Regions from separate parts of the Homo sapiens genome. Here region 1 is linked to region 2. A link is an interaction called in ENCODE POLR2A ChIA-PET data of the cell type or tissue named here. Cell type or tissue: PC-3. All regions are shown on one strand. Links, peaks and the distances in the headings refer to the core of each region. The heading gives the core; the rest is flanking DNA.

What was found. Peaks named below come from ENCODE experiments on the same cell type or tissue, not always from the same donor. Only the 100,000 strongest peaks of a DNase experiment are listed, where the experiment ranks them.
Region 1: POLR2A ChIA-PET joins it to region 2 with 16 read pairs; 2 of 35 experiments call an interaction of 5 or more read pairs at or near these places.

What each region holds. Positions count from the first base shown.
Region 1 is chr12:111,614,292-111,629,175 of GRCh38, forward strand. No RefSeq gene overlaps it. Among named protein-coding and RNA genes, the nearest start is that of ATXN2-AS, 22 kb to the left of the region's middle. In PC-3, for the core only: no CTCF peak of the experiment used is centred there; a DNase peak (open chromatin) is centred at 10,470; H3K27ac peaks cover 1,112 bases.
Region 2 is chr12:112,090,254-112,105,137 of GRCh38, forward strand. NAA25 (N-alpha-acetyltransferase 25, NatB auxiliary subunit) reads right to left here. Exons shown (of 24, transcript NM_024953.4): 2 at 2,798-2,883; 3 at 473-611. Among named protein-coding and RNA genes, the nearest start is that of NAA25, 11 kb to the right of the region's middle. RefSeq lists an enhancer at 12,379-12,879. In PC-3, for the core only: no CTCF peak of the experiment used is centred there; DNase peaks (open chromatin) are centred at 6,558 and 7,568; H3K27ac peaks cover 2,412 bases.

The DNA of each region.
Region 1 (14,884 bases), core at 2,947-10,946, 480 kb before region 2:
TTTGTGTATTCGTTAGCTTCTGCTGTGTAACAAACCACTCACCCCCAACATAGTGGCTGAAAACAACAGATGTTATTTCTTTCTTAAGATTCTGAGAGTTGGCTGGGCACGGTAGCTCACGCCTGTAATCCCAGCACTTTGGGAGGCCGAGGCAGGCAGATCACCTGAGGTCAGGAGTTCAAGACCAACCTGACCAACATGGAGAAACCCCATCTCTACTAAAAATACAAAAACATTCATTCTGTCACCCAGGCTTAAGTGCAGTGACAAATCCCATCTCTACTAAAAATACAAAAAAGCCAGGCATGGTGGTGAACACCTGTAATCTCAGCTACTCAGGAGGCTGAGGTGGGAGAATCGCTTGAACCTGGGAGGTGGAGGTTGTGGTGAGCCGAGATCGCACCATTGCACTCCAGCTTGGGCAACAAGAGCAAATCTCCATCTCAAAAAAATAAAAATTTTCTGAGAGTTGGCTGGACACTTCTCTTCTGAGCTAGTTCAACTGGGGTTGGATGGTCTAGGATGTTCTCACTGACATGTCTGGCAACTGGCTGTTGGTCACCTGTGGATGATAGGGGCAGCATAGCCACAGGTCTGTAGTCATCTAGCAGGCTAGCCTGGACATATTCACATGGCCGTACATACTAGGTTCCCAAGAACAGCAAGAGAAGGCAGGCCCCACTGCACAGGCACTTTTTTTTTTTGGAGACGGAGTTTCGCTCTTGTCACCCAGACTGGAGTACAATGATGCGACCTCGGCTCACTGCAACCTCCGCCTCCCAGGTTCAAGCAATTCTTCTGCCTCAGCCTCTTCAGTAGCTGGGATTACAGGAATCTGCCACCATGCCCAGCTAATTTTTGTATTTTTAGTAGGGACAGGGTTTCGGCATGTTAGCCAGGCTGGTCTCGAACTCCTGACCTCAGGTGATCCTCTCACCTCAGCCTCCGAAAGTGCTGGTATTATAGGTATAAGCGATTGCACCCAGCCTTTTTTCTGAAACAGGATCTTGCTCTGGCACCCAGGCTAGAGTACAATGGCATGATCACAGTCACTGCAGCCTTCACCCCCGGGCTCAAGCAATCCTCCCACCTCAGCCTCCCCAGTAGCTGAGACCACAGGCACGCACTACCAGGCCTGGCTAATTTTTGTATTTGTTGTAGAGCCAGGGTCTCCCTGTGTTACCCAGGCTGGTCTTGAACTCTGCACAGGCACTTTTCAGGTCTTTTCTTGTGTCACATTTTCTAATGTCACATTAGCCAAAGCAAGACATGTGGCCAAACACAAAATTTGAGGGGTAGGGAAATATACAGCCAAATAACTTTGCAAAGGATGGGCATGTAGGGAGGAACCAATTGGTGGCTTTTTTGTGTAATCATCACAATTGGAGGCGAGATATTTGAATATCAATACAAAAACTTTTATTCTTTCTTTATTTACTTTTTGAGACGGAGTCTCGCTCTGTCGCCCAGGCTGGAGTGCAGTGTCGTGATCTTGGCTCACTGCAAGCTCCGCCTCCCGGGTTCATGCCATTCTCCTGCCTCAGCCTCCCAAGTAGCTGAGACTACAGGCGCCCGCCACCACGCCCAGCTAATTTTTTTGTATTTTTAGTAGAGATGGGGTTTCACCGTGTTAGCCAGGATGGTCTGGATCTCCTGACCTCATGATCCGCCCACCTCGCCTCCCAAAGGCTGGGATTACAGGCGTAAGCCACCACGCCTGGCCGAAAACTTGTTCTTTTAACAAGATGCCTTCCGGAATGCAGAACAAAGCTGAGAAGCCTTCTTTTAACAACCTGATGATTTCCAAACTCTAGATTCTTGGTCATCTCACCCTGGACTATTAGAACCATCCTGATGAAAATAGCACCAGGTATAGTTTCTGCACAGCTGCTTGTCCAGAAATGTGTGACCTTGGGAAGGTCATCCTCATTGTTCTTCATCGAAAACAAGGGGTTATACTAGATCTTCTCAAATTGCAAGGAACCTTTCAGAGGTCATGTTTCAGGAAAATGAAAGAACAGGCCATATGTGGAATGGCCCAATCGCTGCCTGTAGAGATAAGACAGCCAGAGAGGCTGAAATTTTCAGCTTTCATCCAGATTTTGGCATGGGCTGTGAGTCTATGATTTTTCAACTTTTCCTTCTCGTAGGCTTGTTTAAACCCTTTGATCTCATTTTATTGTGCAATATTATTACACCACTTTACAAATAGACCATTTATTCCAGGCTGACCGTAAAAGTCATTCCCGGCTGGGTGCAGTGGCTCAAGCCTGTAATCCCAATACTTTGGGAGTTCGAGGCAGGCAGATCACCTAAAGTCAGGAGTTCGACACCAGACTGACCAACATGTAGAAACCCCGCGTCTACTAAAAATAGGAAAATTAGGACCTGGCACAGTGGCTCACACCAGTAATCCCAGCACTTTCGGAGGCCAAGACGGGCGGATCACCTGAGGTCAGGAGTTCATCACCAGCCTGGCCAACATGGTGAAACCCCGTCTCTACTAAAAATACAAAAATTAGCCAGGAGTGGTGGCACATGCCTGTAATCACACCTACTCGGGAGCATGAGGCAGGAGATCTGCTGGAACCCAGGAGGCGGAGGTTGTAGTGAGCCGAGATCGTGCCACTGCACTCCAGCCTGGGAGACAGAGTGAGACTCCGTTAAAAAAAAAAAAAATAGGCCGGGCGTGGTGGCTCACGCCTGTAATCCCAGCACTTTGGGAGGCCGAGGCAGGCAGATCATGAGGTCAGGAGATTGAGACCATCTGGCTAACATTAGTGAAACCCCATCTCTACTAAAACTACAAAAAAATTAGCCGGCTGTGGTGGCGGGCACCTGTAGTCCCAGCTACTCGGGAGGCTGAGGCAAGAGAATGGCGGGAACCCTGGAGGCAGAGCTTGCAGTGAGCCGAGATCATGCCACTGCACTCCAGCCTGGGAGTGCAGACAGAGCGAGACTCCATCTCAAAAATAATAATAATAACAATAATAATAAAAGTACAAAAATTAGCCAGCGTGGTGGCAGGCGCCTGTAATCTGAGCTACTATGGAGGCTAAGGCAGGAGAATTGCTTGAACTCAGGAGGCCAAGATTGCAGTGAGTCAAGACGGCACCACCGCACTCCAGCCTGAGCAACAGAGCGAGACTCCATCACAAAAAAAAAAAAAAAAGTTATTTCTGTCCCCTATGGCTTGAAGGGCACTCATACTCATAGTTAGCAGAATCTTCAATAATACTAGAGCTTAAATGGGAGAGAGTCATACAGTAGATGCTTGAAAATGTTCAAATAAATGAAGGCCAGGAGGCTGGATGCAGTGACTCACACCTGTAATCCTAGCACTTTGGGAGGCCAAAGTGGGAGGATCTCTTGAGCCCAAGAGTTTGAGACCAGCCCTGGCAATATAGTGAGACCAAGTCTCTATAAAAAAAAAAAAAAAAATTTTTTTTTTTTTTGAGACAGAGGCTTGCTCTGTTGCTCAGGCTGGAGTGCAGTATCATGATCTCCGCTCCTGCAACCTCCGCCTCCCGGGCTCAAGCGATTATCTTGCCTCAGCCTCCTGAGTAGCTGGGATTACAGGCACCTGCCACCACGCCCAGCTAATTTTTGCATTTTTTTAGTAGAGTCAGGGTTTCACAATGTTGGCCAGGCTGGTCTTGAACTCCTGACCTCACGTGATCCTCCTGCCTCAGCCTCCGAAAGTGCTGGGATTACAGTCGTGAGCCACCGCACCTGGCCTCAAAAATTTTTTTAAATTAGCCGGGCATGGTGGCACGCATCTGTAGTCGCAGCTACTTCAGAGGTTGAAGTGGGAGGATTCCTTGAGCCTGGGAGGTTGAGGTTGCAGTGAGCCATGATCGCAGCACTGCACTCCAGCCTGAGCAACAGAGCAACACCCGGACTCAAAGAAAAAAAAAGACAAGAAAAGAAAGAAGAAAGGCAACTGAATAAAGAGAATCTACTTACAGTATTTCCCTAAGCATGCCCAATTGGACTTTTTTTTTTTTTTTTTGAGATGGAGTCTTACTTTGTCACCCAGGCTAGAGTGCAGTGGTGCAATCTTGGCTCACTGCAACCTCTGCCTCTGGGTTCAGGTGATTCTCCTGCCTCAGCCTCCCAAGTAGCTGGGACTATAGGCTCACGCCACCATGCCCGGCTAATTTTTGTATTTTTAGTAGACACAGGGTTTCACCATGTTGGTCAGGCTGGTCTCGAACTCCTGACTTCGTGATTCACCTGCCTCAGCCTCCTAAAGTGCTGGGATTACAGGCGTGAACCACTGTGTCTGGCCCAACTGGATTGCATCCTCCACCTCCCGAGTTCAAGCAGTTCTCTGCCTCAGCCTCCCGAGTAGCTGGGATTACAGGCGCCCACCACCACACCCAGCTATTTTTTTTTTTATTTTTATTTTTAGTAGAGACAGGGTTTCACCATCATGGCCAGGCTGATCTTGAACTCCCGATCTCGTGATCCACCTGCCTTGGCCTCCCAAAGTGCTGGGATTACAGGCGTGAGCCACCACGCCCAGCCTCCATAGACTATTTTTTAAACAATTTTACTCAGGTATAAGTCACACCCTATACAATTCACCCATTTAAAGTATATAGTTCAGTGAGTCTTTTAGTATATTCACACAGCTTTGCAACCATCACCATAGTATAATTTTAGAACATTTTTGCCGGTCATGGTAGCTCACACCTGTAATCTCAGTGCTTTGAGAGGCTAAGGTAGGAGGATTGCTTGAGGCCAGGAGTTCAAGATCAGCCTGGGCAATGTAGCGAGACCCTGTCTCCACAAAAAATAATCAGAAAAATTAGCCAGGCATTGGGGTGCATGCCTGTAGTCCCAGCTGCTAAGAAAGCTGAGGCAGGAGGATCACTTGAGGCCAGAAGTTGGAGGGTAGAGTGAGTTAGGATGGTGCCACTGCACGGCAGCCTGGGTGACAGAACAAAACTCTTTTTTTTTTTTTTTTGAGATGGAGTTTCGCTTTTGTTGCCCAAGCTGGAGTGCAATGGTGTGATCTTGGATCACTGCAACCTCTGCCTCCTGTGTTCAAGCAATTCTCCTGCCTCAGCCTCCCGAGTAGCTGGGATTACAGGCACGCACCACCATGTCCAGCTAATTTTTTGTATTTTTAGTAGAAACTGGGTTTCACCATGTTAGCCTAGCTGGTCTCGAACTTCTGACCTCAGGTGATCAGCCCCACCTGGCCTCCCAAAGTGCTGTGATTACAGGCGTGAGCAACCGCACCAAGCCTTTTTATTTTTTTTTTTTTTGTGGGTACCTAGAAGGTGTATATATTTACGGGGTACATGAGATGTTTTGTTTTGCTTTGAGATGGAGTCTTGCTGTGTTGCCCAGGCTGGAGTGCAGTGGCGCAATCTTACCTCACTGCAACCTCCACCTCCTGGGTTCAAGCAATTCTCCTGCCTCAGCCTCCCGAGTAGCTGGGATTACAGGTGTGCACCACCACGTCCGGCTAATTTTTGTATTTTTAGTAGAGGCAGGGTTTCACCATGTTGGCCAGGCTAGTCTCAAACTCCTGACCTCAAATGATCCACCCACCTTGGCCTCCCAAAGTGCTGGGATTACAGGCGTGGGCCACCGAGCCTGGACACGTGAAATGTTTTGATACAGACATGTCATATGTAATAATAACATCATGGAGGCAAGGAGCTGTTTTGTTTTATTTTGTTTTGTTTGAGACAGGATCTCTCTCTGTCACCCAGGCTGGATTTCAGTGGTGCGATCTTGGCTCACTGCAGCCTCCACCTCCCAGATTCAAGGGATCCTTCTACCTCAGCCTTCCAAGTATCTGGGACTACAGCCAGGTGCCACCACTCCCAGTTAATTAATTAATTAATTAATTAATTTGAGACACAGTCTTGCACTGTCACCCAGGCTGTAGTTCAGTGGCGTGATCTTGGCTCACTGCAGACTCTGCCTCCCTTGTTCAAGTGATTTTGGTGCCTCAGCCTCCCGAGTAGCTGGGAGTGCAATGGCGTGATCTTGGATCACTGCAACCTCTGCCTCCTGTGTGCAAGCAATTCTCCTGCCTCACACAAGCATGTGCCACCACACCCAGCGAATTTTTTTTTTTTTTTTTTTTTTTGGTATTTTTAGTAGAGGCGGGGTTTTGCTATGTTGGCCAGGCTGGTCTCAAACTCCTGAGATCAAGTGATCCACCCGCCTGGGCCTCCCAAAGTGCTGGGATTACAAGCGTGAGCCACCATGCCCAGCCTTCCCATTGAGATTTTTTTTTTTTAATTTTAAATTTAAATTTTTTTTTTAGAGATGGGGACCTGCCATGTTTCCCAGGCTGGACTTGAACTTCTGGCCTCAAGCAATCCTCCATCTCAGCCTCCCAACGTGTCGGGATTACAGGCTTGAACCACCACACCCAGCCCCCACTAAGATTTCTAATGGACTCCCTGAATTTAGGACATAGTCAGAGCTCCAGTCTCCTCTTCCCAGTTTCCCCATCTCAGGACACTCTACCTCCAGTCTTCCAGTTGCTCAATAAAACAACAACCTAGACCTAGACTTGTCCTTGGCTCCTCTTTTTCTCATTCCCTCTCTTCAATGCATCAGCAAATATGATTCGCTTGGCATTCTGCAATTTCTCCCACTTCTGTCACTAACACCCTTGTCCAACCACCATCATCCTCCCCACTGAGGGTTGCTGGAGCCTTCTAACATGTTTCCCTGTTTCCAGTCTTAGCCCCATCAAGTCCATTTTCCAAACAGCAGTCAGAGCAATCCTTTTAAAGTGCCAGTCATAGGACGTGCCTCCACTGCTAAGAACCTCTGAATGCCTCCCATGTCAGAGTAAATGCCACCTGTCTTTTTTTTTTTTTTTTTTTTTTTTTTTTAGATAGAGTCTTACTCCGTTGCCCAGGCTAGAGTGCAATGGCATGATCTTGGCTCTACTAACCCCTCCTGGATTCAAGTGATTCTCTTGCCTCAGCCTCCCGAGTAGCTGGGATTACAGGCGTGTGCCACCACACCTGGCTAATTTTTATATTTTTAGTAGAGACGGGGATTTACCATATTGGCCAGGCTGGTCTTGAACTCCTGACCTCCGGTGATGCGCTCGCCTCAGCTCCCAAAATGCTGGGATTATACCTGTGAGCCACCACACCCGGCCAATGCCACCTGTCTTTTTTTTTTTTTTTTTTGAGACTGAGTCTTGCTTTGTGGCCCAGGCTGGAGTGCGGTGGTGCAATCTCAGCTCACTGCAACCTCCCCATCCCAGGTTCAAGCGATTCTCCTGCCTCAACCTCCTGAGTAGCTGAGACTACAGGCGTGTGCCACCACACCTGGCTAATTTGTTGTATTTTTAGTAGAGATGGGGTTTCACCGTATTAGCTCAGGATGGTCTTGAACTCCTGAGCCCAAGTGATCTGCCCGCCTCAGCCTCCCAAGGTGCTGGGATTACAGGCGTAAGCCACCATGCCCGGCCAATGCCACCTGTCTTAACGTGACTTAGAAGGTCCTAGATATCCAATCCTTCACTACTTTCTCAGCTTTCACCTCCTTCCACTCTGCAACTTGTGCAGAGTAGGCCCTTTGCACTTGCCACTCCCTCTGCCCAGAATGCCCTTTCCCCAGGTATTCACATGGCTCAGTCCTTCATTCAGGTCCTTGGCCTTATTTTATTTTATTGTTGAGACAGGGTCTCCCTCTGTCGCCAGGCTGGAGTGCAGTGGTGCGATCTCGACTCACTGCAACCTCCACCTCCCGGGTTCAAACAACTCTTGTGCTTCAGCCTCCCGAGTAGCAGGGACTACAGGCGCATGCCACCATGCCCAGCTATTTTTTTTTTTTTCAGACAGAGTCTCACTCTGTCGCACAGGCTGGAGTGCAGTGGCACGATCTCGGCTCACTGCAAGCTCCGTCTCCCAGGTTCACGCCATTCTCCTGCCTCAGCCTCCCAGCCTCCTGGGACTACAGGCGCCCACCATCATGCCCGGCTAATTTTTGTATTTTTAGTAGAGATGGGGTTTCACTGTGTTAGCCAGGATGGTTTCGATCTCCTGACCTCATGATCTGCCCACCTTGGCCTCCCAGACTGCTGGGATTACAGGCGTGAGCCACTGCGCCTGGCCACCCAGCTAATTTTTGTATTTTTAACACATACGGGTTTTCACCATGTTCGCCAGGCTAGTCTTGAACTCCTGACCTCAAGTGATCCACCCTGCTTTGGCCTCCCAAAGTGCTGGGATTACAGGCATGAGTCACCTTGGCCTTATTTTATTGTATTTTTTTGAGATGGAGTCTTGCTCTGTCACCCAGGCTGGAGTGCAGTGGCGTGATCTCGGCTCACTGCAACCTCCACCTCTTGGGTTCAAGTGATTCTCGTGCCTCAGCCTTCTCAGTAGCTGTGACTACAGTCACCCGCCACCACGCCCAGCTAATTTTTTATATTTTTAGTAGAGACAGGGTTTCACCATGTTGGCCAGGATTGTCTTGAACTCCTGACTTCAAGTGATCTGCCCGCCTCGGCCTCCCAAAGTGCTGACATTACAGGTGTGATCCACCGCGCCCAGGCTCTTTTCTTTTCTTTTTTTTTTTTGAGAGAGGGTCTCCTGCTGTCATCCAGGCTGTACTGCAGTGGCACAATCATGGCTTTCTGCAGACTCAACCTCCCTGGGCTCAGGTGATCCTCCCACCTCAGCCTCCCAAGTATCCAGGACTATACCTGCACACCACCATGCCCGGCTAATTTTTTTGTTTTTTGTAGAGATGGGGTTTCACCATGTGGCCCAGGCTGGTCTCAAACTCCTGAGCTCAAGCGATCCAGCTGCCTTGGCCTCCCAAAGGGGTGGGATTACAGGAGTATTTTTTTGTTTTGAGATGGCGTCTCTGTCAGCCAGGCTGGAGTACAGTGGCAGAATCTTGGCTCCCTGCAGCCTCTGTTTCCCAGGGTCAAGTGATCCTCCCACCTCAGCCTCCAGAGTAGCTGGGACTACATGCGTACACCACAACGCCTGGCTAATTTTCTTTTCTTTCTTTTTTTTTTTTTTTTGGTAGAGATGGGGTTTTACCATGTTGCCCAGGCTAGTCTCAAACTCCTAAACTCAAGCAATCCTCCTGCCTTGGCCTTCCAAAGTGCTGGGGTTACAGGCATGAGCCCACCACACATCAGAATTCTCTCTCTGACATCTATCTAATCATACTGCCTTATGAGTCTCTCATTTCCCTGTCCCATATGGAATGAAGTTCAAATTTCGTAGTGCAGTCGGCACAGTCTTAATAACCTATTTTCTTTTTTTTTTTTTTTTTTGAGACGGAGTCTCGCTCTGTCACCTAGGCTGGAGTGCAGTGGCACGATCTCGGCTCACTGCAAACTCCGCCACCCGGGTTCATGCCATTCTCCTGCCTCAGCCTCCCGAGTAGCTGGGACTACAGGCGCCCGCCACCATGCCCGGCTAATTTTTGTATTTTTAGTAGAGACTGGGTTTCACCGTGTTAGCCAGGATCGTCTCGATCTCCTGACTTTGTGATCCTGCCTCAGCCTCCCAAAGTGCTGGGATTACAGCACCCGGCCTTAATAACCTATTTTCTTCCCATACCTACCCTGCTACCTGTTTAGTCTCCTATGCTGTTATAACACCTTGCCACAAACTTAGTGGATTAAAAGCACACAAATGTATTATCTTACAGTAATTGAGGCCAAAAGTCCAAACTGAGTATGTGTGGTTGTTTTTTTAGAGACGGGGTCTTGCTCTGTCACCCAGGCTGGAGTACAGTGGCATGATTATAGCTTACTGCAGCCTCAAACTCCTGCACTCAAGCGCTCCTACCCTCCTCAGCCTCCAGAGTAGCTGGGACTATAAGTGCGTGCCACCTCTAGCTAATTGTTTGAACATTTTTAGTAGAGATGAGATCTCGCTCTGTCGCCCAGGCTGGAGTGCAGTGGTGTGATCACGGCTCACTGCAGCCTTGATTTCCCAGGCTCACGTAATCTTCCCTCTTCAGCCTCCCCAGTAGCTGGGACAACAGGTGCGGGCTACTGCACCCAGCTAATTTTTGTGTTTTTTGTAGAGACAGGGTTTCGCTATGATGCCTAGGCTGGCCTTGAACTCCTGGACTCAAGCAATTTGCCCTCCTCGGCCTCTCAGAGTGCTGGGATTACAGGTATGAGCCACTGCACCCGGGTAATTTTTAAAAAATTTTTAGTAGAGACAAGGTCTTGCTGTGTCATCCAGGCTGATCTCGAACTCCTGGGCTCAAACCATCTTCCCACCTGGGATTTCACAGGTGTCAGTCACCCTGCCCGGCCCGAAATGAGTTTTAGGAAGTTAAATTCAAGGTGTTGGCCTGGCTGGTGTCTTCTCGGGGGTGCAGGGGAGAAGCTGATCCTTGCCTTCCCCAGCTTCTAGAGGCTGCCTGCAATCCTTGGCCCGCGATCCACATCACGTCACCTTTTCTCCCTCTACTTGCTTAGTCACACCACCTTCCACTGAACCTGTTCTCCCGCCTCCCTCTTAGGAGGAGGACATGTGATTGCATTTAGGGCCCATGTGGATAATGCAGGGTAACCTCCCCATCCTAAGATCATTCGTTTCATCACACCTGCAGAGTCTCTTCTGCTATATGAGGATTATTCACAGGCTCCAGGGTGAGGACATGGATATCTTTGGGGGGCCATTACTCTATCCAACTACATGACACCCACACTCTAGCCAGTGAGGAATTCCTTCGCACTCTTAGGATCCATCAGGCAGTTCCCTCTGTGCCTTTGCTTCTGCTGAGTGACTCTATGACTCTATCCTATGCCTTTCTACCCGCCAGTCTCTTTACTTCAAAGATTGGCTCCAGGGCACTTAACTTTTGTAGCTTTCCTTCACCCTCACAGCCAGGAAGAATTAAGTGCACCTGGCCGGGCACAGTGGCTCACGCCTGTAATCCCAGCACTTTGGGAGGCCGAGGCAGGCGAATCACCTGAGATCAGAAGTTCAAGACCAGCCTGGCCAACATGGCAAAACTCTGTCTCTAATAAAAATACAAAAATTAGCCAGTGTGGTGGCATGCACCTGTAATCCCAGCTACTCAGGAGGCTGAGGCAGGAGAATCACTTGAACCTGGGAGGTGGAGGTTGCAGTGAGCTGAGATCAAGCCACTGCACTCCAGCCTGGGCAACAGAGTGAGACTCAGTCTCAAAAAAAAAAAAAAAGAATGAAGTGCACCCTTTCTTGTGTTCCCACAGCATGGCATTTTATGATAGTGAATCATAGTAGCCAGTTTGCATGTCTGATCACTTGTTCAAATGTGAAGTCATTGGAAGGAGAGCACTATCATCCTATATCCTTGATCATCCTTTTTTGTTTTTTTAGTTGTTGTTGTTGTGTTGTTTTGAGACAGAGTCTCACTCTGTCGCCCAGGCTGGAGTACAATGGTGCCATCTTGGCTCACTGCAACCTCCACCTTCTGGGTTCAAGCGATTCTCCTGCCTCAGCCTCCCGAGTTGCTTTTTTTTTTTTTTTTTTTGAGACAAAGTCTCGCTTATGTCTCCCAGGCTGGAGTGCGATGGTGCGATCTCGGCTCACCTCTGCCTCCCGGGTTTGAGGGATTCTCCTGCCTCAGCCTCCCGAGTAGCTGGGATTACAGGCGCCTGCCACCACGCCCAGCTAATTTTTGTATTTTTAGTAGAGATGGGGTTTCACCATGTTGGCCAGGCTGGTCACGAACTCCTGACCTCAGGTGATCCACCTACCTCGGCCTCCCAAAGTGCCGGGATTACAGGCATGAGCCACCGCACCCGGCGGTTTTTTTTTTTTGTTTTTTTTTTGTTTTTTTTTTGTTTTTTTTTTGAGACAGAGTCTTGCTCTGTTGCCCAGGCTAGAGTGAGTGCAGTGGTGCGATCTCAGCTCACTGCAACCAGTGCCTCCCAGGTTCAAGCAATTCTCCTGCCTCAGCCTCCTGAGTAGCTGGGAGTACAGTTGCCCACCATCATGCCTGGCTAATTTTTTTGTATTTTTGGTAGAGATGGGGTTTCACCATGTTGGCCAGGCCGGTCTCAAACTCCTGACCTCAAATGAGCCACCGCGTCTGGCCTGATCATCCTTTTTGTTGTTGTTGTTGATTAAAGACGGGGTCTCACTCTGTTGCCCAGGCTGGACTGTAGCAGTGTGATCACAGTTCACTGTGGCCTCCAACTCCTGGACTCAAGCGATCCTCCCACCTCAGCCTCCCAAGTAACTGGGACTTCATTGTCCTTTTGGATGCATTTTGCAAGTGTGAAAGCACTGTCCAGTCCAGCTGATGTAATAGGTGCTAGCATTGTTGAGGTGAAAATGCCCAATTGCTGCCTTCAATTATGCAACGTCTTCTTGGTTTTACTCTGCCTGGCCTTTGTTTCTTCATCCATTCCTTCGTTTATTCCAGTAGCCCTTTGTTAAGGGGCTTCTCTGAGTGAGGCCTTGCATAAATGGAGGAAAGTTGTCCCCACTTTCAAAATGCACACCATCTAGCAGGGGGAGAATCATGAGCTCAGGGGCCATGAGGGAACAGGATGGGGGCCACTAACACTGCCTGCAGGAGAGCAGGGGTGGGAAGGCTCCAACACAGAGACACCAGCAGTGCTCACTGAGCTATGCTAAGCACTACCTCATTTAATCCTGTCTAGGCGGGGCAGATACTCTTATTATTGGCCTCATTTTATAGGCTGAAATCAGAAATGTTTAGAAATGTCAAGTAACTCTCCCTAGATCACAGAACCAGGCAGTAGCAGGGCTGGGATTTGAACCCAAGAAGGCCAACTCCAGGACCATGCAGATAACCTCTGCACCACACTGTTCTGCCTTGACAGCACACCTGGTCCCTGGAGGTAGTGACACCATGCTGCTCATCTGTGACCCCCCCACCCCAGGGTACCTTGTACTTACTAGGCCCTAGATGCATATTTAAGAAAATAGTTTATTTCCTGGCCAGGCGCGGTGGCTCACGCCTGTAATCCCAGCGCTTTGGGAGGCTGAGGCGGACAGATCACCTGAGATCAGGAGTTCAAGATCAGCCCGGCCAACATGGTGAAACCTCTTCTCTACTAAAAAATACAAAAATTAGCCGGTGTGGTGGTGCATACCTGTAGTCCCAGCTACTTGGGAGGCTGAGGTGGGAGAATCGTGTAAACCTGGGAGGTGGAGGTTGCAGTGAGCCAAGATCGTGCCACTGCACTCCAGCCTGGGTGACAGAGTGAGACTCCGTCTCACAAAAAAAAAAAAAAAAAAAATTATCCAGTCGTGGTGGCACACACCTGTAATCCCAGCCACTCAGGAGGCTGAGACATGAGAATCACCTCAACCTTGGAGGCAGAGGTTGCAGTGAGCCAAGATTGCCTCACTGTACTCCAGCCTGGGCAACAGAGCAAGACCCTGTCTCAAAAAATAAAGCATTATTTCCTTAGTATTAATTAATATTGATTTGAGAGCTCCTCTCCTGTTTCTGTGTGCCTAACACTCATTGAACCCTGTGCTAAGAATTTCACAGGCATTAAGTCATTTGAGCTTCATATCAGCCCTATTGAGTGAGTATTATTACCCCCCGCTTTTTTTTTTTTTTTTTTGAGACTGGGTTTCACTCTGTCACCCAGGCACAATCATAGCTCACTGTAACCTTGAACTCCTGGGATCCTCCCAGCTCAATCTCCTGAGTAGCTGAAACTACAGGTAAGGGCCACCACCCCTGGCTTCTTCTTCTTATTATTTTTATAGAGATGGGGTCTCACTATGTTGCTGGTCTAGAACTCCTGACCTCCAGTGATCCTCCTGACTCGGACTCCCAAAGTGTTAGGATTACAGGCGTGAACCACCACACCTGGCCAACCTACATTTTACCGAGCGAGAAACTAAAGTACAACAAGAGTAAGGAATTGGTTGCAGTTCACACAACTAGAAAAGGGAGAAAGAAGCTGGGATTTGAACCTAAGTAGCACAAGCACTTAATTACTTGTTTGTAATGACTATGCAAAACAGCTTGTTTAGAGGCTTATTTCATAGTAGAGAGATGCTTTTGTAGAGAGGGAATATGGAAGGACATAGAAATTAGGAGGTAGGGCTGGGTGCAGTGGCTCATGCCTATAATCCCAGCACTTTGGGAGGCCAAGGCGGGCAGATCACTTGACCTCAGGAGTTCAAGACCAGCCTGACCAACATGGTGAAACCTTGTCTCTACTAAAAATACAAAAATTAACCAGGTTTGGTGGCACATGCCTGTAGTCCCAGCTACTTGAGAGGCTGAGGGAGGAAAATCACTGGAACCTGGGAGGTGGAGGTTGTAGTGAGCCGAGATTGCACCACTGCACTCCAGCCTAGGTGACAGAGCAAGAATCCATCTAAAAAAAAAAAAAAGAAAGAAAGAAAAAAGAAATTAGGAGATAGGAGATCTGGGGTATGACCCTAGCTCTGTAGTGTGACCAGGTAAACTCAACCTTTGCTCTGTCATTTGGTCCACAAACACTGGGGATACAGTGAAGAAAGAGGCAAAACCCTGGCTTCTGAGATTTTATAGTTTAGTGCAAGGAGGGAGGAAAAATACATGCATATAGATGAACAGAACTGTTGCCGTGAAGGAAACAGTGTTGTGGCAAAGCGTAATAGCAAATGGCTGAACCAAGGATGCTTCAGGGAACACTCACTTTATTTAGCACGAGAAGGGAGATTTGGGGAAAGCCTCTCTTAAGAGAAAACATATAAGTTGAGACCTGAAGTAAGAGAAGGCCTCAGTCATTCAAAGGGTTCAGGAGGTCATTCCTGCAAGAACAGTACATGCAAAGGTCCTGAGGTTGGAAAGAGCTTAAAAAGTCAAAGCCAGCCGGGCGCGGTGGCTCATGCCTGTAATCCCAGCCCTTTGGGAGGCCAAGGTGGGTGGATCATGAGGTCAA
Region 2 (14,884 bases), core at 2,329-10,328:
CACAATAAAATATTTAAGAAATTAACAATAAAAACCTTTATTTCAGAAGAAACAATGGACTACTTAGGATATGCTCTGAAGTAATCTGCCAGGGGAAAGGGTAAAAACAAAATAAAATGGGCCATGTGTTAATTGCTGAAGGTGGATAATGAGAACAATGGGGTTTATTATTCTATTCTATTTTTGTCTGCTTGAAATTTTCCATATTAAAAAGTGAAAATAAGGGTGAAGCCTCCATTTAGCAGATCAAAATATCACAAATGAAGTCACTTTAATTCTCATTCCAATTCAAGGATCCTAATGCATGTAAACTATCCTTTCTATCTACAGTTCTCGCAAACCCTGGCTAATGCGTTATTCTACCTACTGTATCCATTCAAATCATGAGTGAGAAATCAGACAAGGGCAAACAGTCAGAAATATCCAAAATTTTCAGCTCAAGTTTAAAAACAATGAAAAGAAAGAAACATACGTCGGTGCATCTCCCGGTAAAGGATAGTCAGTGCCTGCAGTGAGTTGTCATCTGTGGGTTCAAGGGCTGCCACCTCCTGTGCAAGAGTAAAGGCTTCCTCTTGCTTTCCAGTTCTCTGTAAACCAATTGCCTTTAAAACCTGATAGCAACAAAAGAAAAATCAGTTTTTAAAAAGACAGAAAAGGAAATATGAACCAAAGAAAGCCGATCTGAAAGAACAAGTATTAAGTTATGCCTAGGTTGCTGATATACTAGTTTCAGGCTGGGTGCGGCGGCTCACATCTGTAATCCCGGCACTTTGGGAGGCCAAGACAGGCACATCACTTGAGCCCAGGAGTTCAAGACCAGCCTGGGCAACGTGGTGAGACTCCATCTCTACAAAAAATAATAAAAAATTAGCTGGGTATGGTGGTGTGCACCCAGCTACTTGACAGGTTGAGATGGGAGGACTCCTCGAGCCCGGGAGGTTGATCACGTCACAGCACTCCAGCGTGGGTGACAGAAGGAGATCCTGTCTCGAAAAAAAAAAAAAAAGTGAACAATAGGACTGGCATGGTGCACTCATGCGTATAACACTTTGGGAGACTAAGGCAGGAGGATCACTTGAGCCCAGAACTTTGAGACCAGCCTAGGCAACACAGTGAGACCTCATCTCTAGAAAAAATTTGAAGGAAAAAAATAGGCCAGGTGCAATGGCTCACGAATGTAACCCCAGCACTTTGGAAGGCCGAGGCGGGAGGATTGCTTGAGCCCACAAATTCAAGACTAGCCTAGGTAGGCAACGTGGTGAGATCCCATTTTTACAAAAAGTTTAAATATTAGCCAGGTGTGGTGGTGCACATCTGTGGTCCCAGCTACTCGAGAGGCTGAGGTAGGAGGATCGCTTGAGTCCGGGGGGTCAAAGCTGCAGTGAGCTGTGATCATGCCTAGGCAACTGCAGTCCAGCCTAGGCAACAGGGTGAGAGAGACCTTATCTCCAAAAAAAAAAAAAGCCAGGCATGGTGGTACACCCTGTAGTCCCAGCTATGCAGGAGGCTGAGATGAGAGGATCATTTGAGCCTAGAAGGCCAAGGCTGTAGTGAGTCATGATTGTGCTATTGCACTCCAGGCTGGGTGATAGAGACCTTGTCTCAAAAAAAGAAGTGCACAATATTGCTTAAAAGGATTCTGTGAAAATAAATTAGGTAAGTAATATGCAAAGAAATAAACAGCTAGCTTTTACTGAAATATCACAGCCAGGCACAGTGGCTCACGCCTATAATCCCAGCACTTTGGGAGGCCAAGGCAGGCGGATCAGGAGGTCAGGAGATTGAGACCATCCTGGCTAACACGGTGAAACCCCGTCTCTACTAAAAATACAAAAAAATTAGCCGGGCGTGGTAGGACGCGCCTGTAGTCCCAGCTACTCAGGAGGCTGAGGCAGGAGAATTGCTTGAACCCAGGAGGCAGAGGTTGCAGTGAGCCAATATCGTGCCACTGCACTCTAGCCTGGGCAACACAGCAAGACTCCATCTCAAAAAAGAAAAAAAAAACGAAAAAAGAAATACCACTTGTGGCATGTAAGTGACTATGGAAATAACTGACCTATAAAGTACCGAGAAAAAAACACAAATAGTCAGTTGGGCGCAGTAGCTCATGCCTGTAACCCCAGCACTCTGGGAGGCTGAGGCAGGAGGATCACCTGAGGTCGGGAGTTTGAGACCAGCCCGACCAACATGGGGAAACCCCATCTCTACTAAAAAATATACAAAATTAGCTGGGTGTGGTGGCGCATGCCTGTAATCTCAACTACGCAGGAGGCTAAAGCAGGAGAATCACTTGAATCTGGGAGGCAGAGGTTGCAGTACCTGAGATCAAGCCACTGCACTCCAGCCTGGGCAACAAGAGTGAAACTCCATCTCAAAAACAAAAGACACTAATAGTCACTAAAGAGATTTAACATCCTTTCTCCCCCCCCTTTTTTTTTTTTTGAGACGGAGTCTCACTCTGTCACCTGGGCTAGAGTGCAATGGTGCGATCTCCGCTCACTGCAACCTCCACCTCCTGGGTTCAAGTGATTCTGCTGCCTCAGCCTACTGAGTAGCTGGGATTACAGGCGCACGCCACCATGCCAGGCTAATTTTTGTATTTTTAGTAGAGACAGGGTTTCACCATGTTGGTCAGGCTGGTCTCAAACTCCTGACATCGTGATCCGCTTGCCTCGGCCTCCCAAAGTACTGGGATTACAGGCTTGAGCCACCATGCCCGGCCCTCCTTTCTCTTTAAGGTAAGGAATTACAAATATAACCCGCCACAGGTAAGTAACTGAAGGGCAAATGAAGTTACCTTAGCACAATGAAGATCCTTATGTTTCTTCAACAGTTTATCTGCTTGCTGAATTGCCATTTTATTATTACCATTGTCAAGATAATCTATGAAAAAACAAATTATGTGACAGTTATTATATTCCTTCAATAACAAATATAAAAAATGCACCAACTGGTATGAGATATTTTGGAAAATATCTTAATTTGCTATATAAAACATCATGGAGGCCGGGCGTGGTGGCTTACACCTGTAATCCCAGCACTCTGGGAGCCCGAGGCAGATGGATCACTTGAGGCCAGGAGTTCGAGACCAGCCTGGGCAACATGGATAAACCCCAACTCTACTAAAACTACAAAAATTAGCCAGGCAGTGGTGATGCACACCTGTAGCCCCAGGTACTCGGGAGGCTGAGGCACGAGAATCGCTTGAACCTGGGAGGCAGAGGTTGCAGTGACCTGAGATCATGCCACTGCACTCCAGCCTGGGCAAAACAGTGACACCCTGCCTCAGAAAAAAGTAATAACACAAAATAATAATAATAAAACAAAATAATAAAAACATCATGGGCACAGTCCAGTGGCTCACACCTGTAATCCCAGTACTTTGGGAGGCCAAGGTGGGTGAATCACTTGAGCCCAGGAATTCGAGACCAGCTCTGACAACTTAGTGAGACCCTGTCTCTAGAAGAAATATAAAAATTAGCCAGGCATGTTGCCATGCACCTGTAATCCCAGCTACTCAGGAGGCTGAGGTGGGGTGATCATTTGAGCCTGGGAAGTTGAGGCTACAGTGTGAGCCACGGTCGTGCCACTGCACTCCAGTTTGGGCAACTGAGTGAGACCCTGATTCAAAAAAACTTTTTTTTTTAATTTAAAAATTTTTTTCAACAAATAAAAACATTATGGATCTAATTTTAACTATAAATGGCTAGGACGGTCAAGAATACAAACTTATCCCAGCACTTTGGGAGGCTGAGGTGGGTGGATCACGAAGTCAGGAGATCGAGACCATCCTGGCTAACATGGTGGAAAACCTGTCTCTACTAAAAAATACAAAAAATTAGCCAGGCGTGGTGGTGGGCTCCTGCAGTCCCAGCTACTGGGGAGGCTGAGACAGGAGAATGGCGTGAACCCAGGAGGCGGAGCTTACAGTGAGCCAAGATGGCGCCACTGCACTCCAGCCTAGGCGACAGAGGGAGACTCTGTCTCAAAAAAAAAAAAAAAAAAAAAAGAATACAAACTTACGTCCCTATAGTCATCTCTCATCTACAAGTAATATAATCACACTATGTAGTCCTTAGTGAAGATTCAAGACTATACATATTTAGATGAGATGACATTAATATTTTTATCCATGGATAAGTAATGAGTTTAGTCACCAAAATCTTAAAATCTTTTAAAAATTAAAATAAAAACCAAAAAAGAAACCTTTCTAGTATTCAGGCCTCAAATCTACCAAGTGGACTATGTTCCTTCAATGAAATATATTTAATGAGTACTGACTTTGCCACAGAGTTAAGTCTAATTTGCTGAAGAAAAAAATAAGAGAAAGTTTTACCCATAAGATTGGGAGGTAGGGAATGAATTTCAATAATAGCAGGAGTAGGCAAGGATGTAGGGAAAATAGTACTTTTTTGTGTGTGTGTGAGACAGGGTCTTGCTCAGTCGCCCAAGTTGGAGTGCAATGGCACAATCTTGACTCACTGCAACCTCTGCCTCCTGAGTTCAAGCAATTCTCCTGCCTCAGCCTCCCGAGTAGCTGGGATTACAGGTGTGCACCACCATGCCCAGCTAAATTTGGTATTTTTACTAGAGATGAGGTTTCACTATGTTGGCCAGGCTAGTCTCGAACTCCTGACCTCAAGTGATCTGCCCGCCTCAGCCTCCCAAAGTGAAGGGAGTACATGTGTGAAAGGAGTGTGCCACCATGCCCAGCTGATACATTTCAAGTTTTAAGGAATATGGAGACCCACCATAAAATTGTGTTAGGCTGAGTGTGGTGGCTCATGCCTGCAATCCCAGCACTTAGGAAGGCTGAAGCGGGAGGATAACTTGAGGCCAGAAGTACAAGACCAGCCCAGGCAACACAGCAAGACACCATCTCTAGAAAAAATTTAAAAATTTGGCCAGGCGCGGTGGTTCACACCTGTAATCCCAGCACTTTGGGAGGCCGAGGCGGGCGGATCACGAGGTCAGGAGATTGAGACCATCCTGGCTAACACGGTGAAACCCCATCTCTACTAAAAATACAAAAAATTAGCCGGGCATGGTGGCGGGTGCCTGTAGTCCCAGCTACTCGTGAGGCTGAGGCAGGAGAATGGCGTGAACCCAGGAGGTGGGGCTTGCAGTGAGCTGAGATCGCGCCACTGCACTCCAGCCTGAGTGACAGAGTGAGACTCCGTCTAAAAAAAAAAAGAATTAAAAAAATTTGTCAGGTACGGTGGCGCATGCCTATAGTCCCAGCTACTTGGGAGGTCTGCTTGAGCTTGGGAGGTAGAGGCTGCAGTGAGCTATGATTGCACTACTGCACTCCAGCCTGGGTGGCAGAGCAAGACCTTGTCTCAAAAAAAAAACAAAAACAAACAAACAAAAAAAAAAAAACAAGAAATGAACTATCAAGCACAAAAGACAGAGAGAAAGAAAAAAAAAGACATGGAGGAAGCCTTATATTCATATTGCTAAGGGAAAAAAACCCAATCTGAAAAGGCTATATACTATATAACTCCTACATGGCATTCTGGAAAAGGTGAAAAACTATACAGATAGTAAAATCATCAGTGGTTGACAGAGGATGGAGGTTGGGATGGATAGGTGGAGCACAGGGGATTTTTAGGGCACTGAAACATTCTATATAATACTGTAATGGTGGATATAGGTCTTCATACATTTGTCAAACCCAGAGAATACACAACACAAAGAATGAAGCCTAAACTATTTACGGATTTTAATTAACAATTATGTATCATGTTGGCTCAGCAATGGTAACAAACGTATATGAATCCAAGTTGTTAATAATAAGGGAAACCATGGGGATGGGGAGAGGGAGTATTTGGGAACTCTGTACTTTCTACTCATTTTTCTGTAAACCATAAAGCAGTTTTATGCTCTAAAAACAGTCTATTAATTCTTTTAAAAAGTCTAACAAAAGCAAAGATTCATTTCTAGAGAAGAAAAATGAGAAGTGTTATAAATGGGAAAACAGTACAGTAGCTGTCAATTCTAAATATACAATGATGACTGAACACAGGCCAGTTCACAATCCTCTACCACTACCAGGTTCCTCTTTGCTCATCAAAGTTCCCTATCAGCAAAGGCACAGACAACTTAAAATAATCTATGACCCTGGTGGCTCAGAGTGTCCCACAGAACAGAAATAAACTTTCATTTTACTATACTAAATTTTTCTGCAATTAACACTTAACTAAAACTTAGTCTCATGAATGCATGAGTTCAATGCACTTAATGCACTTAATATTGATGAGCACCAATAATGCTAGGTAAAAAGATAAGAAGCCTTACTCTGTAGGAAATCACAATTTAGAGAGGAAGGCCAAAGACCTAATATTCTGGAGAGGCATTGGAGAATCACAGATATCTAAAAGCACATAATCTTGGCCTAAATACCTAAACATCTAATACCAGTTTTCTTAAATCCTTAGCTGAACTGACAGGCCATCATTTGTCCTTATAAACTATCTGACAAAGATAAACCAGCTCAATAAACGACACCCTCTCTTCCTCATAACTTGATGCTGATCTCATTCTGAGTCAGTTCTAAGTCATTGCTGACTCAGTGGTCCTGCAAGGTTCCAGGTTCATAGAACCTATCTTGAAGCCTTCTCAAAGGGTAAACATCTTTGATGAGACCCATCTCTGAAGGTCTGCCCATAAATGGATCAGACCAGAGGTTAGGACTATAAGGGTATTTTTCCCTTCCCCTCTGTAGTTGACGAGGTTCTGATATAATGTACCTACTTGCCCATGCCCTCTTGTCTGGAAATGGTTTCCAGTGCCCCTGCTGAAGGGGTAGGACTAGATGACCATGTCTAGACCATGTAACTGCAGCCCACCCCAGGTTGGACATTTGATCCAAGCTGGGTAAATCAGGTTTCTTCCTGGTACTCTCTAACTATAAAACTGAAAGCCAGAGTCAGTAAGTTACAAGGAACCTCAGGTGGAAAATCTTAAAAATTTTAAGTCTGAGTTTACCAGTGGCAGCTCCAGAATTTCTATTTTGAAGGCACTTTCGGGGATGCAAGTTGATTGATGTGCAGCAAAGAAAAAGAGTTGTCTCGGCCAGGCGTGGTGGCTCACGGCTGTAATCCCAGCACTTTGGGAAGCTGAGGCGGGTGGATCATGAGGTCAGGAGATCGAGACCATCCTGGCTAACACGGTGAAAGCCCATCTCTACTAAAAATACAAAAAATTAGCCGGGCGTGGTGGCGGGCGCCTGTAGTCCCAGCTACTCGGGAGGCTGAGGTAGGAGAATGGCGTGAACCCTGGAGGCGGAGGTTTCAGTAAGCCAAGATTGCGCCACTGCACTCCAGCCTGGGAGACAGAGCGAGACTCCGTCTCAAAAAAAAAAAAAAAAAAAGAGTTGTCTCTTGACTCTTTATTCACACAGCATTTATATAAAAATGAAAAATGTCAATTACCTTTATTGGAAAATCTAGAGAAATTAAGCTTACGGGTGAGGCTAATGAACCCTCCCTTCTCCAGCCACAGCTTGGTGTGGCTACAAAAGTCAACATGTTGGGTTCTGGGTAAGTTGATGAGTAAGCAGGAAAAAACATTATGAAGAACCGAGCAGACCCGGCGGCTCATGCCTGTAATTCCAGCACTTTGGGAGGCAGAGGCAGACAGATCCCTTGAGGTCAGGAGTTCAAGACCAGCCTGGCCAACACGGTGAAACCCCGTCTCTACCAAAAAAAGTACAAAAATTAGCTGGGCTTGGTGGCGCACGCCTGTAATCCCAGCTACTTGGGAGGCTGAGGCCTAAGAATCACTTGAACCCGGGAGGCGGAGGTTGCAATGAGCTGAGATTGTGCCACTGCACTCCAGCCTGGCAACAGAGCAAGACTCCATCTCAAAAAAAAAAAAAAAAAAAAAACCAAGCAGAGAAATGAATAGACACAGAGAAAAGCAGAGATGAGCAACTGAAAAAGAAGCTTCAGGTCCTGACAACTTTCTCATTTCCATCAGGTCCTGGGGCACTACACTCTTGCCTTGGCTCCCACAAGGATTTACAGTAACCGTCTTTACTTGCGCTGGTATCAAAGAGATTGTTTCTTCACCTGAAAGAGTTTAAAACACTTTACCACATTCAGCCAGGTATCAGGCTCCCATTTCCTGGACCTAGGAGAGTGTGATTAATTAGCTGCTAAGTCTCTTGGGAAAGTTTATTTTCATTTTACATTACTAAATCTGTAATATAAGTTAAGTAGTCCTTGGAGAAAACAAGCCAATAAAAACGATATCCTAAATCTGTCTTCTTAGTAAGTCTTTTTAAAAAGCTACTCAAGGGGAATTGTAGTTTGGCCATGAGGAATGGTGCTGTTCCCTTAATAACAGGAGTCAGCCAAAATCAGCCATCCACAGATCAGGCAATGGAAACAATAAGATGTATTGGTTAAAGCAGTATTTTCCAAAGCACGGGTGAGTGCCATTCCAAATGAAATGTTTTTAGTCCTTGCAGACAGCCCTAGATAATACTCACAGTGAAAAAGTCAATCTCTTTCTTTCTTTTTTTTGAGACTCGCTCTGTTGCCCAGGCTAGAGTGCAGTTGCGCGATCCCAGCTCACTGCAACCTCCGCCTCCAAGGTTCAACTGGGATTGTGCTAAGATTACAGGCGTGAGCCACCACGCCTGGCCCTAATCTCTTTTCTAATACTTCCTTTACATTAAGGAGAAAGTGTCAGTTTGGTGCTAGCCTACTATTTCTCTAAAAATTGCTAGTATCTTTTTTTTTTTTTGGAGACAGAGTCTCACTCTGTCGCCAGGCTGGAGTGCAGTGGCATGATCTCGATTCACTGCAACCTCCACCTCCTAGATTAAAGCAATTCTCCTGCCTCAGCCTCCTGAGTAGCTGGGACTACAGGTGCGCACCACCACACCCAGCTAATTTTTTTTGTACTTTTAGTAGAGACGGGGTTTCACCATGTTGGCCAGGATGGTCTCAATCTCTTGACCTCGTGATCCGTCTGCCTCGGTCTCCCAAAGTGCTGGGATTATAGGCATGAGCTGTCGCACTCGGCCTTTTTTTTTTTCCAGAAGGAAGGAATAGGTCCTGAAGTTTCACAAGTATCAGAATCTGGTTAATAACATTGTTTAGTTTTCATTGTACTTTACTTTTACAGTTTTATTTTCCTACAGCAAGTGATACAAGTTTTCCACTCATAGCAATAATATAATTATAAAATAAATTTAATTTTAAAAGTCACCTTGGAGAAAAATATTAACTGATAGCACAGATAATACTATAATGCAGCTAAAATAATGAGATTAGGTAAAAGAACGATAGAAATTTGGGAAGAACTGGGATAAATCATTGGCAAGACACTATCAAAATTTGTTGAATGAACGCACAAGCTGCACTCCTGAGGTAACACTTCCCAAAGAAGCTACTAGTCCTTGGAGATGCAGGCAGCAGCAGGCCTGGACACATGCAGGCCTGCTGTCCACATGCCCTGGAGAAGAGGTCCTGGGATTTGTTCATCCAATCTTACTGAGGGATGGATACTGACAGTAGGAAAAGTATCAATTTTGCAAATAAAAAGGAAAGTTTTTCATCTGCATGTTCTTGCAGCTGCCATGAATGGTCTCCTTAGCAGCTGAAATAGTATGCTCAGTTTCCACTTCCTACAAGAATTTCAGAGACTATTAAAGATATTGCCACAACTTATAAAAACGCTAAATAGAAGAGAGCTCCATCTTTAAACACAATATCCTTTACTTAAAAATTCTAAAAGTTGGAGAATAGGAGCCTTGCTTTTACCATGAATACAAATTACAGAAGACACATTCCTTCACTCAGCAAGCCTTTGTTAAATACCTACCATGTGCAAGATTGCAAGGGACAAGGATGAACCTAAAAATGAATAATGCCTCCTAACTGACCGACCCATTCTACATTTGCCTCCTATTTATTTATGACAGAGTCTTGCTCTGTCACCAGGCTGGAGTGCAGTGGCACGATCTCGGCTCACTGCAACCTCTGCCTCCCAGGTTCAAGTGATTCTCCTGCCTCAGCCTCCTGAGCAGCTGGGACTACAGGCTCGTACCACCAGGCCTGGCTAATTTTTTTGTATTTTAGTAGAGACAGGGTTTCACCATGTTGGCCAGGATGGTCTCGATCTCCTGACCTCGTGATCCTCCTGCCTCAGCCTCCCAAAGTGCTGGGATTACAGGCGTGAGCCACCACACCTGGCCTTGCTTCCCTTTTAGTTTAAAGGTTTATTTCCCACACAGTATTCAGAGCTATCTTTTTTACATGCACACCTTATCACTCTACTCCTCTGGTTAAATCCTTTTAATGTCATCCACTGTCCTTTTCTTTCTTTTCACAGGTATTGATTCCATTGTCTTTTTTTTTTTTTTTTTTTTTTTGAGATGGAGTCTTGCTCTGTTGCCCAGGCTGGAGTGCAGTGGCTCGATCTTGGCTCGCTGCATGCTCCGCCTCCCGGGCTCACGCCATTCTCCTACCTCAGCCTCCGGAGTAGCTGGGACTACAGGCGCCCGCCATCACGCCCGGAGAATTTTTTGTATTTTTAGTGGAGACGGGGTTTCACCGTGTTACCAGGATAGTCTCGATCTCCTGACCTCGTCATCCACCTGCCTTGGCCTCCCAAAGTGCTGGGATTACAGGCGTGAGCCACCACACCCGGCCTGATTCCACTGTCTTTAAAACAAATTTCAATATCCTTAAAATGGATTACAAAGCTGAGTCGCTGCCCACCCCAGCCTCATCTCACTTCCTCACTCATTTCTTCATTCCAACTGCACAAGCCTTTGCTTACATCCTCAAGTGGACCAAGCTCCTTTTCTCAGGGTCTTCACCACCCTCTCCCCATCTCTTTGCCTAACCCTGGTTCTCTTTTCATGTCCAAAGTAAAACATCATTTCCACAGGAAACCTTTTCTTGACCTGACCCCAACAGTCCAAATGCCCCTATTGTATGCTCTCATGGCAAACTGTCCTATTCCTTCAAATCCCTTAACATAACTGTAATGGTGATGTGTACTGTCATTTCAAGGAGATAAGCTCCTTGAAAGCAGAAACTATGTCTGTGCTGTTTAGTACTCATTTCCTGCATCTATATTGTGCCTAACACATATCAGGCCCTCAATAAATGTTGAATGAAGGAATGCATAAATGAACAAATTGTATGGGGGAAAAAAGGGCAGTCTGCTAGAAAAATGAAAGATATATATATAAGATAATACAGGCCGGGTGCGGTGGCTCATGCCTGTAATCCCAACAGTTTGGGAGGCCGAGGAAGGTGGATTGCTTGAGGTCAGGAGTTCAAGACCTGCCTGACCAACATGGTGAAATCCCATCTCTACTAACAATACAAAAATTAGCCAGGTGTGGTGGCAGGTGCTTGTAATCCCAGCTACTTGGGAGGCTGAGGCAGGAGAATCACTTGAATCCAGGAGGCGGAGGTTGCAGCGAGTGGAGATCACGCCATTGCACTCCAGCCCAGGTGACAGAGTGAGACTGCATCTTAAAAAATCTATCAAAAAAAAAAGATAATACAAAGTGATCACAACAGGAAGTTCAAAGAACCAGTGATTAGTGATGGCTACCAGCTATTAAATTTTTTCCAAATCTTTTCAACTTTTTTTTTTTTTTTTGAGACAGAGTCTAGCTTTGTCACCCAGGCTGCAGTACAGTGGTGCAATCCCGGCTCACTGCATCCTCCACCTCCTGGGTTCAAGCTATTCTCCTGCCTCAGCCTCCCGAGTAGCTAGGATTACAGGCGTGCATCACCATGCCCAGCTAATTTTTTTGTATTTTTAGTAGAGATGGGTTTTCACCACGTTGGCCAGGCTGGTCTGAAACTCCTGGACTCAAGTGATCCACCCAGGAGGCGGAGGTTGCAGCAAGCTGAGATCGCACCATTGCACTCCAGCCTGGGCGACAAGAGTGAAACTCCATCTCAAAAAAATAAAATAAAATAAAAATTTAAAAAACTAGCCAGGCATGGTGGCATGTGCCTGCAGTGCCAGCTACTCCAGAGGCTGAGGCGGGAGGATCACTTGAGCTCAGGAGGTCGAAGCTGCAGTGAGCCATGTTCACATCACTGCACTGCAGCCTGGACAACACAGCAAGACCTTGTCTCCAAAAACAGAAAAAAAAAAAGAAATGTACTAATCTCTTCATCTTGCCCTATGTTTCAACAACTACCCTCTAATCTATGTATTCATCTAAGAATATTTTTGTGCACTAAAACCTTCATTTTCAGTTTAAAAGTCTAGGTCAGGGTTTTTTGTTGTTGTTGTTTGTTTGAATTATTCAGCTAAGACAGCAGAATAGTTTTTTGTTTATTTGTTTTGACATAGAATCTTGCTCTGTTGCCCAGGCTGGAGTACAGTGGCACAATCTCAGCTCACTGCAGCTTGAAGTTCCTGGGTTCAAGCATGCACCATCACACTAGCTGCCCCCCCGCCCCCCGCAATGGAGTCTCGCACTGGAGCCCAGGCTGGAGTGCAATAGCGCGATCTCGGCTCACTGCAACCTCCGCCTCCTGGGTTCACGCGATTCTCTTGCCTCAGCCTTCTGAATAGCTGGGATTACAGATGCACACTACCACACCCGGCTAATTTTTCGTATATTTTTAGTAGAGACGGAGTTTCACTATGTCGGTGAGACTCGTCTCAAACTCTTGACCTCATGATCCGCCGGCCTCGGCTTCCCAAAGTGTTAGGATTACAGGCGTGAGCCACTGCACTCAGCCCTATTTTTTATTTTTTTGAGATGAAGTCTCGCTCTGTCCCCCAGGCTGGAGTACAGTAGCACAATCTCAGCTCACTGCAGCCTCCGCCTCCCGGGTTCAAGTGATTCTTCTGCCTCAGCCTCCTGAGTAGCTGGGGTTACAGGCGCCTGCCACCACACCTGGCTAATTTTTGTATTTTTAGTAGAGATGGGGTTTTGCCATTTTGGCCAGGCTAGTCTCGAACTCCTGGCCTCAAGCAACCCACCCACCTCGGCCTCCCAAAGTGCTGGGATTACAAGCATGAGCCACCTCACCCAGCCAAACCACTGTGCCCAGCTTTGTATGCTTGTTAACACTTGGCCAAAACTGAACACAAAAATAGTCCAGAATGTCACAGGTCCAGGGCAAAAGACCAACAGGGACTGTTTTGGTTATGAGCAAGGTTTTGGTATGGCAGAGGTGGTCTCAGCCATCCAATGGTGATGGAAGTTCTAGATTCATTGAGAGAAGTTCTAGTAAGTCAGGGCTTTTTAAATGGTCATATTTTCAGAATGGAAAAAAATAGGTTGTGCCAAGTGACTTTTCTACAGAAACGCAAGATAGTCTTCACTCACCAAGGTACCCTGTCACTTCTGAGGCAAAATAGGACCAGACTCACAAAGCTACCACACTGTCCAAGAGGAGGTCAGAATAAATACCACTTTTGATTGAGGACCTGCAAGTTTTCATTTATGAACTAGAGCAGTGGTCCCCAACCTTTTTGGCACTAGGGACCGATTTCATGAAAGACAATTTTTCCACAGATGGCAGGGAGGGATGGTTTCGGGATAAAACTATTCCACCTCAGATATCAGGCATTAGTTAGAGTCTCATAAGGAGCGCCAACCTCGATTCCTCACATGCATAGTTCACAACAGGGTTTGTGTTCCTACTCCTAAGAGCTGATCTGACAGGAGGCGGGGCTCAGGCAGTAATGCTCTCCCCCACAACACCCTGCTGCTCACCTCCTACTGTGCGGCCCATTTCCTAACAGGCCACAGACCAGTATCACACACCATCCTGGGGTCAGGAACTCCTAAACTATGAACTATAGTGGAATAATTACCTGAGCCAGGCACCCAAGAGAAATGTCCTAACTCAGCAAAGAAGTGACTGTCACCCGGGAGACACACTGGAAAATATCTTACACCTGATCCAGGCTAATCCAAGACTGCAGGTCAGTACGACATATTAAAACAAGGGATCTCATGCCTGTGTATGTGTGTATATTCTAAAGACTATGCACACATTTTTTCTACTTTGAACTTTCTCTATTTCTATTATGCAATTTGCTGACCTAGCAATTCCCATATTCTATACAAATTTATTAAGTGCCATACCTGACCATCAATTCCACTTCCAATTATCTAAAAATATGAGCGTGAAATTAAAAACAAAAAAGAAAAAAAAGAAAGAAAAATAAATAAATAAAAGTATGGGGTAGAGGAGGCTGCATAACAAAACAGAGTCAAATATTTATTATCTCCCTCCATCCCTTCCCTTCCCTAATCCATAACCACTGAAAATGTTTTAAAATTAAGAATAATGGGGCCAGGTGCAGTGGCTCACGCCTGTAATCCCAGCACTTTGGGAGGCTGAGGCAAGTGGACCACATGATCAGAAGTTCAAGACCAACCTGGCCAATGTGGTGAAATCCTGTCTCTACTAAAAATACAAAAAATTAACCTGGCGTGGTGGCGGGCGCCTGTATTCCCAGCTGCTCTGGAGGCTGAGGCAGGAGAATGGCGTGAACCCGGAAGGTGGAGCTTGCAGTGAGCGGAGATCACGCCACTGCACCCCAGCCTGCAGGACAGAGTGAGACTCCATCTCAAAAAAAAAAACAAAACAAAAACAAAAACAAAAATTAGCCGGGCATGGTGGTGCATGCCTGTAACCCAGCTACTCAGGAGGCTGAGGCAGAGAACTGTTTGAACCCAGGAGGCAGAGGTTGCAGTGAGCCAAGATCGCGCCACTGCATTCCAGCCTGGGTGACAGAGCAAGACTCCTTCTTAAAAAAATAATAATAATAATGGGCAGGGCGCAGTGGCTCACGCCTGTAACCCCAGCACTTTGGGAGGCCAAGGCAGGCAGATTGCTTGAGCTCAGGAGTTCGAGACCAGCCTGAACAACAT